3 separate regions of the Homo sapiens genome follow, and all the other regions are linked to region 3. A link is a contact called in ENCODE Hi-C or POLR2A ChIA-PET data. All regions are on one chromosome and are shown on one strand. Each heading gives the region's core, a stretch centred on a gene start or an enhancer-like site at or near the end of the contact. The rest is flanking DNA. Distances are from core to core; before and after follow the strand shown.

What was found. A loop is a pair of places that touch in the nucleus more often than their neighbours do. ChIA-PET counts read pairs that join two places held with the same protein, here RNA polymerase II (POLR2A). Pooled maps may share reads with other maps.
Region 1: a pooled map shows a loop between it and region 3 (18-fold over the local background). The contact joins the promoter of DHX35 here to the promoter of IFT52 in region 3. A Hi-C loop is called at or near these places in 5 of 50 pooled maps.
Region 2: a map of ovary shows a loop between it and region 3 (30-fold over the local background). The contact joins the enhancer-like site here to the promoter of IFT52 in region 3. A Hi-C loop is called at or near these places in 1 of 168 maps with a recorded cell type or tissue (ovary). POLR2A ChIA-PET finds 5 or more read pairs at or near these places in 1 of 52 experiments (naive thymus-derived CD4-positive, alpha-beta T cell).

What each region holds. Positions count from the first base shown.
Region 1 is chr20:38,960,661-38,964,108 of GRCh38, reverse strand. It overlaps DHX35 (DEAH-box helicase 35), which reads right to left and starts at 1,765. Exons shown (of 22, transcript NM_021931.4): 1 at 1,702-1,765. The coding sequence starts at 1,741. RefSeq lists an enhancer at 1,431-1,740 and a silencer at 1,781-1,900.
Region 2 is chr20:47,358,736-47,362,292 of GRCh38, reverse strand. No RefSeq gene overlaps it. Among named protein-coding and RNA genes, the nearest start is that of ZMYND8, 3.8 kb to the right of the region's middle. RefSeq lists enhancers at 1,214-1,508, 1,379-1,528, 2,874-3,168, 2,733-3,340, 3,341-3,557 and cis regulatory regions at 1,116-1,771, 3,274-3,487. Within about 2 kb of position 1,797, at least 35 of the 41 ENCODE cell types and tissues checked have a DNase peak (open chromatin) inside an H3K27ac peak, as active enhancers do; they include ovary, where a contact is called at or near this core.
Region 3 is chr20:43,589,183-43,592,908 of GRCh38, reverse strand. IFT52 (intraflagellar transport 52) reads right to left here and starts at 1,972. Exons shown (of 14, transcript NM_016004.5): 1 at 1,855-1,972. RefSeq lists an enhancer at 1,781-1,850.

The sequences.
Region 1 (3,448 bases), core at 516-3,015, 4.6 Mb after region 3:
TTCCATACTTCCATATAATTATAATAGTAACCTATCTAGTGCCAAGATCCTGTTGTGTGTTATTCTCATTTAAACCTCACAACACTACTTTGGGTAGGGTAGGTATTATACCCAATTTACAGATGGAGTAACTGAGACTTTGAGAATTTAAGTGACTATCAAGTCATCAACTTAGTAAGTGGTAGACATGATGGGCACTGCAGTCTGACTCTAGAGCTCATCTTCTTTACCACCACCTTACTCTGTCTCATTGTAAAATCTCTTCTAGAGGACATCTAACTTTATATTCAATTAAGAGAGAGACAGTAACTTGAGAGCAGAGCCCTGAGCATCTGTATTTGTCTCCTGAACACAGGATTAGGTTTTCAATAAGTGTACCCTCAATGGATGAACTAAATAATGAAATAGAACTCTTAAGAGTAATTCCACGTTCTTTAACCAAAATAGTACCCTGGTCTGATTTCAAACAATTAATTCAGCTCTTTATTATACCTAACACTTTCACCTGTTACTAAAAGCGTGAATAAATTAAAAGTATTCATTACTTAGTAAGTTCCTAGTTTTGGATGCAAATAAAACTCAGGATGGATAATTGGCTGATGACTTGAAATGCTGAACCATAAAACTGTCAAGTGACAGACTACAAATTTTTAAAAAGCATTAAACATATCTCTTGCTTGGGTTTATCTCTCACATCACTTATATGCATGGTCAGAATTTCAGAGAACCACTGAAAAATTAAAAGCTTTGCTTATATTACATTCTTGGTGTCATTTCATTTTTGCTGCAATATACTTTGCACATCCAGACCTGCAGGGGTGCAGGTGGTAGAAAAAAATCAAGCTGGTAGCTGTAATTTAAAAACTTTTGTTTTTTACAAGAAACTGTTTGCAGAGAGGAAGTAATGCATCTAGTACGGTCTGGCATATGCACATTCAGTAAAAACCTGATTAATGAGTAAATATCAAGACAAAACAAGTAAAGCATTTTGTGATTGTGATTCGTGTTAGTCTGTAAGAGAGGAAGTGGCTGGCAGCCAATATGAAGGACTGTTCCCTTTTCTAGTAGACATTCGGAGTGGACAACAATTATCCTAAAAGAAAATAACACACTTTCCCTTTTTTTGAGCATTTATTCTAAGTCTGACAACGCGTTCTGCTTGTCATTTAAGCCCACAGCATAGAAGCTATTGTTCTGCCCACTTTACAGGTAAAGAAGTCATGGCTCAGAGGCATTAAGTGACTCGCCCAAGGTCACCCTACTACAAGGCAGAGACGAAAATTCGAACCCGGACAGTCTGACTCCATAACTTGGGCTTGCAAGCCTCCAGCAGCGAGCAGCATTGTCTGTCGGGCCACAGCGCAACCCCAGGGCGCTAACGAGACACGAGAGGGAGCTTTAGGATTCCCCATCTCGCGGGGTGGGCAGGACAAGCATCAGTAACGAGGAAGACGAGGCCTGAGGAGGCTGGACCACTTTAACAAGGTCACAAAGAGTTTCTGCTCACGCTAGGGGAGCACCCCCAAATCCCTCGGGACCACTGGGGAGCCTGAGCCAGAGCTCCCCCCGCACAGAGGCGGCAGCGCCCAGCTCGCCGAGGTCAGGCCTGCGAGCAGGTCTGCTGGCCCCAGGGCGCCGGCCGCGGCGCCAAGACCGAAGTCAGGCCGCCGCATCTGCCCAGCGTTCCACCAAGGGCCTTACCGGGTCGCCAGAACTTCACCGGTCCCACGGGCGCAGCCATGTTGGGGTAAAAGGTCACGAGGCTAGCTCCACCCCACCGTCGCGCGCTAGGCCCCCAGGGCCCGGAGGGCGTGGCCCCCGAAGAGCCGCTGCCCAGACGGATCGCGCCGTGTGACGGCCACGCCCCCACAGCTACCGCCCCCGTCTGAGCCACGTGACCCACTTCCAGGCTCCGGCGAGCGCACCGGCCCCGCCCCCGAGCCCACGTGACCCTGCTCAGCCATTTTGGAGAAAAGGGCGCGCTCCTCCGCCTACCTCTTGAGCGTGGAGGGTAGATGCTTCAGGTGACCTTTTACGAGCGTGGCGTGTCCTGGATGGCGGCCGCACACTTAGGAAGAACGGGCTTTGGGAGAGGACCGCTGGCCCGAGAGTGGAACCTTGCACGCACTGGGCGTTGAAGCAGTGCTTTCTGGATTAAATACGAAATACTGATGTCACAAGCTACCTCAACTTGTCGACTTCTGTTTTATTCTCAATTTCAAATTGAAGGGTAATAATAGGAACTACCTCGTGGGTTGTATTTGTCAGTAAATATTGCGCGCCTGCTGTGGGCCCAGGTAGTGCGGCACAGTGCCCCAAATAAAACAATGCGAAATGATATGGAAGTCTTCAGGGACCTTGAGGGCAAAACGGAAAAACGGACTGGGGGTGGGGTGGAGCGAATGGGTTGGCAGAAGAGACTGAAAATGGGTAGATCAATTAAGGTAGTCCACCAACTCAGTGCTTCCTCCAATTTGATACCCTTGAGTCAAATGCTTGTTAAAAACACAGATTCTAGGCCTTGATCCAATTCTGAATCGATGTCCTGGAGCATGGCTTGGGAACCTGCATTTTGAGAAGCTCCTGAATTCTTCAGATTAACAAATTTGGGAAAGATTACACTAATCCATCAGACGAAAGGTGAGGTCAAAGAAAAAGAAATTACAGTAATCCAAAGGAGCGCTAAGAAGGGGTGATGAGCTCAAGTGGAGGAAATAACTTTCTAGGTAGGCAACTAATTGGAAGGAAGTGAGAGGCTTCAGAATCTATGCATTTTTAAAGCTGTGAAGAAAATTCTGAATTCTTTGAAAGAAGTGGCATCATTATGGCAAGAGCAGGGGCTTTTGTGGACAACCAGTCCAGACTTGGAATCGTAACTTTGCCATTTCCTAGCTCCTAGCTGTCATTTAATTTTAGTTGTAAAATGAGGTTTAAAGAGGTATTACATGAGATAACATGTAAAGTACCTAACAGTGCAAAACATAGCAGGCACTGAATCAATGTTAGCTCTCATTACCTCAACTCAGAGCAAATCCACCAGGGGGAAAAAAATCTGAATTTACCTGCATAGGTTCATGTAAGAATCTTCTTTGATTTATTTTTATAGTAATTAATGTAGGGACTCAATATCTGTTAGTCCCTCGGCCTAGAATTCTCCATCCATCCTTTAAATTATCTTTATCCCTTAAAGGGCTAGCTCTAAATTATCTATCCAACTTAAACATTCCCCCTTGTAGTCTAGGAACTGTATTCTCACTTTTGTGAGAAAAGTGACCTGTAGTTTAGTTGCCTGTAGTTTACCTGCCGCCACTATTACACAGGGAACTTACTGAGGACGAGGACCATGTCACATTCACATTCGTGGCCCAGTAACAAGTGCCTATTGAGTGTAGATAAACATCATGCTTTAGGCTTAGTTTTAGTTGATCTGTAGTTTACCTGCCGCCAC
Region 2 (3,557 bases), core at 548-3,047, 3.8 Mb before region 3:
GCCGGGCGTGGTGGTTTGCACCTGTAATCCCAGCTACTCGGGAGGCTGAGGCAGCAGAATCACTTGAATCCAGGAGGCGGATGTTGCAGTGAGCTGAGATGGCGCCACTGCACTCCAGCCTGGGCGACAGAGTGAGACTGTGTCTCAGAAAAAATAAAATAAAATAAATAAGTGGCTGGGCATGGTGGCTCACGCCTGTAATCCCAGCACTTTGGGAGGCCAAGGCAGGCGGATCACGAGGTCAGGAGATCGAGACCATCCTGGACAACATGGTGAAACCCCCGTCTCTACTAAAGACACAAAATATTAGCTGGGTGTGGTGGCATGTGCCTGTAATCCCAGCTCCTCAGGAGGCTGAGGCAGGAGAATTGCACGATCCTGGGATACGGAGGTTGCAGTGAGCTGAGATTGTGCCACTGCACTCTAGCCTGGGCGACAGAGTGAGACTTTGTCTCAAAAAAAAAAAAAAAAAAAGGGAGAGAAAAAAAAATAAAAGGATCACTGGCAGCCTGGGTGGTACAGTGTGTGTATGTGTGTGTGAGTGCATGTGTACAAGCGTTTGCAAGGGCGGAAGCAGAGAGCTCAGGTAAGATTCTTGCAACCATCCGGATGGGAGATGGTGTTCTACTGAGCTCTAATATATGTCAAGTGCTGTGTTCAACTCTTGAGGGCATGATGGTGAAGAATTCAGACAAGGTCCTTCCTTGCCTCGTGAAGTGCTCAGCCTGGTGCACAGTTTCTCAGCCTCTGCACTATTGACATTTGAGGCTGGCTAATTCTCCGCTGGGGGGTCTTGTCCTATGTGTTGTAGGATGTTTAGCAGCACTAGATGCCAGTAGCACTCCCCACTTCCCTGAAAGATCTTACAACCCAAAATGGAGACAACCCAAAATGTCCCTAGGCATTGCTAAATGTCCCCTTGCGGGGGCAAAACCACCGGTCCAGTGGGAGGGAGAAACAGAGCGAACGAATCTATAGTCTTCTGCCCATAAAAGTAATTGCTAGGAAGAAAAAAGAGTAGGGCCTGAGTTTTCCTGCTTTTCATTTTCCTTCTGCTCCTGCATCCCTTGCTCGGCGCCCCACCCGCGCTGTGGCCATCTGCCTGATGAGGGGCGACCATCCACCCCCTGCCCTTTCCACTAGCCCTTTTTGTTTTCCCTCCCGCCGTTTGCCTAATCCTGCCAGTCCCTCCTAGAAAGAGGTAAAAAAACAAAACAAAACCAAAAAACCCCACACCCCTCTCCTAGTAGGCATCTTCTCCAAGGGAGGGAGGCTCCTATCTGCCTCTTTGTGGCTGTAACATGACACAGTCAGCTCCGGGCTCTGAAGGTGAGCCCTTCTGTCACCGTGCCCGAAGTTGGCCTCGGTTCTAATTGGCCAGAAAGGAACAAAACAAAACAAGATATTTAAAACACTTCCCTGACTCAATCCTGTCCATTTCGCGTAACGGTCAGAGAGGCCTGCTGTAGCTGGAGGCCGATAACTGCAAGTGTGCTTATTTTTGTAGGCAGCCGAACAGGCTATCTCGGGATGCAGCTTGTGGGGCCGCTCCTGCTGCTGCTCGCCTGGCTGGAGGCCAGCGGAACGGGCGAGCCATTTCAGGGAGGCCAGGCCTCAGCTCGTAAGGTGCTGGGGGAAGGGAGCTGGGGCCAGCCTTTCCTCTCCCTCGAGACCAGTGTTGTTACTGTGACACTCTGCCTGGCTCCCCACAGCCTGATTCTGTACCCCAATCCTCTCTGTACCCTGGGAATATTAAGAGAGACACGTTTTAATCTATTTTTATTAGCTCATTGCTTATTAATATCACCAAAGAACCTGCTTGTTTAGGCCTGTGCTGGCTTTTCTAGCCAGAGGCAGAATGATTGGACTGTTTTCTTCCCTTTCCTTAAAGGGCTTAAAGCCAGGGTTTCCCAACCTTGGACATTTTGGATCAGATACTTCCTTGTTGTGGCGGGGCTGGTCTTGTGTACTTATAGGATGTTTTGCATCATCCTTGGCCTCTACCCACTGGATACCGGTAATACAACCTCCCTAACTGTGACAACCCACACGTCTCCAAGCATTGCCAAATGCCCCCTGAAGGGCAAATCCCCCCATGGTTGAACCACTGGTTTCAGGGAATATAAAAGCCTAATTTTAGAGATGGCAAAGTGTTCCCCCTTGACATCTTGCATCTTGCTGGAGGTTGGGAGGGAGAGGGTCGCTTCCTCTGGGCCTCAATCTGTAATGAGGGGCATTTGAATGAGTCTAATCTAAAAGTTTCCTTCAGCGCCATCATTCAATACTGAAAACCCACCTCAAAAGGGTGGGTCTTCAGGTTGCAGCATTGAGTTGTGATGATGCCACTGCACTCAAGCCTGGGCGACAGAGCGAGACACTGTATCAAAAAACAAAAAAGCAAAAAACTGGTCTACCTCCTAAAAGAAAACACAGATTATGCAGTTGCTGTTCGTAGGTTTCAGCCTCATTGTTTCTGCTGTGCTTGGTTCGGCTTTGCTTTTGCTTCTTTCTTTAGAGCCAGGAGAAGGTACAGAGTTTAGGGATGTGAAGTGCTAACGGGGTGGACATCTGATCTCTGGCACTTCCCAGCTGTGTGACCTTGGGCAGCTCACTTCACCTCTCTGGGCTTAGTTCCAGGTTTCTAACAATGCCACCTACTTCAGGAATCAGTCTATGTAAAGCACTAATTTAGAAGTAACTGCTGGGATACTCACTGCAGTGGGGCTTTAAGAGGAGCTGCTGAATGGATTTCTAGATTGAGACCTGCAACATTTGGTTTTATTTCCTGCTTATCAGCCACATTCCATGAAGCCCAGGACCAGCCCTTCGTAGGCCTGCCCCAGGCTTTCTTTTCAATCTGTGTTCCTCCCAGGATTCCATCTGCCACCATACTTTTGTGTCTGTCCCCAGCCGAATTGCTGTTTTCCAGATAACCTCAGACCTACCCGAATGCCAACAGCATTCCTCAAACAGAGCAGAGCTGCCAGAATAAGCCAGCAGCTTCCTGCTCTTTGCCCCAGAAAACATTTCAAGTGATCAAGTGATCAGAGAGAGGGAGGGAGGCGGGGAGGATGCTGTAGCTGCTTATGCAACAAGCTTTAATCCCAGGTTAAAATCCACCACGCACACCAGCGGCATATTTTATTTCCTCATTGGTTCGTGGACTTAGCTGCATGGGAGATCTGCCACCAACCCCACAGTCCTGTTTGTTCCCCTCAAAGCAGCACCCGCAGAAACAAACAGCATTCCATATGGGATGGCGGTGGAGGGCCGCTGCCCACACAGCTAGGAGGGTGAGCACGCACTGCTTCACTGTGGCCTCCACCTCTCGCCTCCTCCCATTTAGTCTCCCCATGCAGCTTTCTACCTCCAGGAAGAGCAGGCCCCTCCCTTTTGGTGAGGCCCAGGCCTGCTGTCCTGAGCCCTGGAGCTTTGTCAGGTTGGGTGGCCATGGAGCTGTCCCTCCCTGCAGCTTGGCCTCAGCAGCCTAAAACAGTAACAACAGCAACATCCTGTCCGTTTTTATAAAGCCTGGGTCCTGCCCTGCCGTACAGTGA
Region 3 (3,726 bases), core at 723-3,222:
TGAACTCCTGACCTCAAGTGATCCTCCTACCTCAACCTCCCAAAGTGCTGGTTTACTGGCATGAGCCACTGCACCCAGTCGGGTTTCATAATTTTCTAATTGATCATTAAACAAACATTTTCATAAGTTTATTTGGCTTCTGGTAGTTTTTTTGGTTTGGTTGAATTTTGCAGGCCATATAGATTTTAAATTTTATAGAGTTAAAAGTATGAATCTTTTCCTTCCTGGCTTCTGGATGACATGAAACACTTAGAAGAGTTTTTTGTCATTCTAAGATTATAAATAAATTCAACAATGCTTTACTTCAGTACTTCATGATGTAATTTTTTTTTTTTTTTGAGAGAGTCTGCTCTGTGGCCTAAGCTGGAGTGCAGTGGCACGATCTCGGCTCACCACAACCTCTGCCTCCCAGATTCAAGAGATTCTCGTGCCTCAGCCTCCCAAGCGGCTGGGACTACAGGCGCCCAAACACACCCGGCTAATTCGTGATGTAATTTTTTAACATTTAAATTTTAGTCCATTTGGAAATTATTGTGGTGCTCAAAATGGGCTTCATTCCTTTTTTTTTTCCTTCTTTTTCAAAGCATAGTCTTGCTCTGTCACCCAGGCTGGAGTGCAGTGGTGCAATCTCGGCTCGCTGCAACCTCCGCCTCCCAAGTTCAAGCAATTCTCCTGCCTCAGCCTCCCCAGTAGCTGGGATTACAGGCGCGCGCCATAGTAGAGACGGTGTTTCACCAGGTTGGCCAGGCTGGTCTGGAACTCCTGACCTCAAGTGATCCACCCGCTTTGGCCTCCCAAAGTGCTGGGATTACAGGTGTGAGCCACCTCGCTCGACTGGTTTAATTATTTTCTAAATTGCTAAAAAAGCTGCCTGACCCCAATTCATCTCTTCAATGCTGATTTGAAATACAGTACCACCTCGCCTATATAATAAATCCCTATATATAAATCGCTCTTATTCTGAGTTCTAATATATTTTATCTACCTGTAAGCTCCTGCTGAGTCCCAAACTTTTTAAATTAATTTATTTATTTTCAGAGACAGGGTTTCCTTTTGATACCCATGCTGGTCTCTGACTCCTGGGCTCAAGGGATCCTGCCGCCTCAGCCTACCAAGTAGCCAGGACTACGGGCCCACACTGCTGCACCCATCTTCTATGCTAGTTTAATTGCTATACCTTTATGTTATAATATCTGGTGGTTCTGGAGAGCTAATCTCCCTTATTAGCATTAATTTTAGAATTTTCCTGGCTACTTTCACATATTTATCCTTCTTTAAGCACTTTAACATCATTTTGTCCAGTTGAAAAACTGCCCCCTCCATGGTCCCACCACCGTGATACATCTATCTTTTTTTGTTCTGTTAGTTCAGCCCCTGGTGAGAGTAGCAGGTCTGCGTTCCTGTACTGTCAGACTTAGCCAGAAATGCATTTCCTTAATAATAGTATAAGGCCTTTAAAACTATAAAAATAACAAATATTTGGGTAACGCTGCCAAACCATTCTCTCGCTTTCTCTTCAATAACATTACCAGTCAAATCAGTATTTTCCCACATGAATACCGAGGGGTCGCAGCCACGACAGAAGAGAGATTAAGACTGTACGATTCCTCGTCCCATGCTCTTTCATAGTCAGCGGAACGACTAAACACCTGCACCACCCGAGGCCGTGGAGATGGGCGCCCAGCCGGGGCGCCAGGAACCCGGGCTACGTCCGCGCCCACAGTTTACTTCACCCCGGGGGACCCTGGATGTTCTATGACCGGCCCAGCGGCCTCGAAGAGTGCGGCGAGTCCCTCGCCAGCTCCCAGGCCGCACCAACGCCCCAGCCGGCCCACCACTGTTGGCGCCCTTTACCTGAGGCCCAGCGACCACCGCTCACCTGACGCCGCCCAGCATCCCGCGGCCAGGTATCCAAGGCCGCTTAGTAACCGGAGAGGCGCGTCGGTGCGCCGGGAGGCGTGGCCCAGGACGCAGCGCTAGCTCCGGCCGACGTGATGACGACAGCACGGAAGGCGCCTCTCCGTCGCAGGCGTCAGGGGTAGGCAGCCTGACTGATGTGGGGCTGTACCATTTGGTGCATGAGGGGCAAATCCAAACATAAGGAGAATTAACTTTTCACCAAAAATAAACCCATTTAATTTTGTTCTTTAGTATCAATTACGAGTAAAGACTAATAACAACGGTAGGACCCAAGTGCCCAAACTTCGCTCCACCCACAGGGAGGAGAATAGTGAAGGCTTCCAGCGCGGGGGGGTTGGAGAACGCCCCAGCTTCGATTCCCAAAGCGCAGGAGCAGAGTGGAGCCAGGCGAGGGCGGGGCCGGGCGGAAGGCTGTGCTGGACTATTAGGAACTACTTAACGGAAAAGGGTGCGCAGGTTTAGTGTTGAGAATGATAAACCGTATAATTCTGTTTTATTAACTCCGCATCTTTGCTTGCCATGGTACTAGGCTTGAGCGCCGGCGAGCATGGCGGGGAGTTAGAACTTGAATAGATTCTACAAAAATGTGAAAACTATGAACTGTATTAGGGAGTCTAACGACTAAGCTGGTCAAAAAGGCGCCCCTGTTGAGCAGAGATTTGAAGAGAGAGTGGTATTCATTAAGGCAAAGGCTGGGGAAGGGCGTTCCCGGCAGAAAGAACTGCTTGTGCAAAAGCACCACCAATACAGGTTGCCCTGCCATCGCCATTAAGATGGGAAACCAGAAGCCTGCAACTACCAACAGGCCACCCGACTACCCAGGAAAGCGCTCTGTGCCTGCCTTTAGAGGTGTGTGGATTTGTGAACAACGCTGCAGCAGCCTGGAAGACCCAAACTGAAGATTGCAGAGAGCTCTGACAGTTTTTATTTACATTTATGTTTGTCTTCGAATCTAGGATATTAAAACACATACAACTCGTGTTGCTTTCCACAATTTCTGTCACTGGAAATTTTAAAAGTGGAGACGGGCCGGGCGCAGCGGCTCTCTCCTGTAATCCCAGCACTTTGGGAGGCCGAGGCAGGTGGATCTCTTTAGCCCAGGAGTTTGAGGCCAGCCTAGGCAACATGGCGAAACCCGGTATCTACTAAAAATAGGAAAAATTACCTGGGCGTGGTGGCGCGCGCCTGTAGTCCCAGCTGCTTGGGAGACTGAGGTGGGAGGATTGATTGATTGATCCTAGGAGGTTGAGGCTGCAGTGAGCCGTCATGGTGCCGCCGCACTCTAGCCTAGGCAACACAGTGAGACCTTGTCTCAAAAAGAAAGTGGAGAACAGGGTGATTTGAGAATTCTCTTTGGTCAGATGAAGTGGCTTCTGCCTGTAATCCCAGCATTTTGGGAGGCCAAGGTGGGAGGACTGCTTGAGGCCAGGAGTCTGGGACCTGGGTAACAGTAACACCTTTTCTCTCCAATAATAATAGTAATAATAAATAAAAAAAGAAAATTAGCCAGGCATGGTGGCACACACCTGTAGTCTTAGCTACTTGGGAGGCTGAGGTGGGAAGATCGCTGGAACCCAGGAGTTCGGGCTGCAGTGAGCCATGATCGCTCCACTGCACCCCAGCCTGGGCAACAGAGTGAGACTCTGTCTCTTAAAAAAAAAAAGTTCTCTTCTTGGGGATGCTGTATTTTGGTGCAGAATTGGGTGAATACAGTTTGCAGTTAGGGTAATAATGGAAATGAAGTATTCTCACTGAAGAGAGAGTAGGCCGTCCCATTTGAAGGCTGGGACAAATCTTGGGATCTTT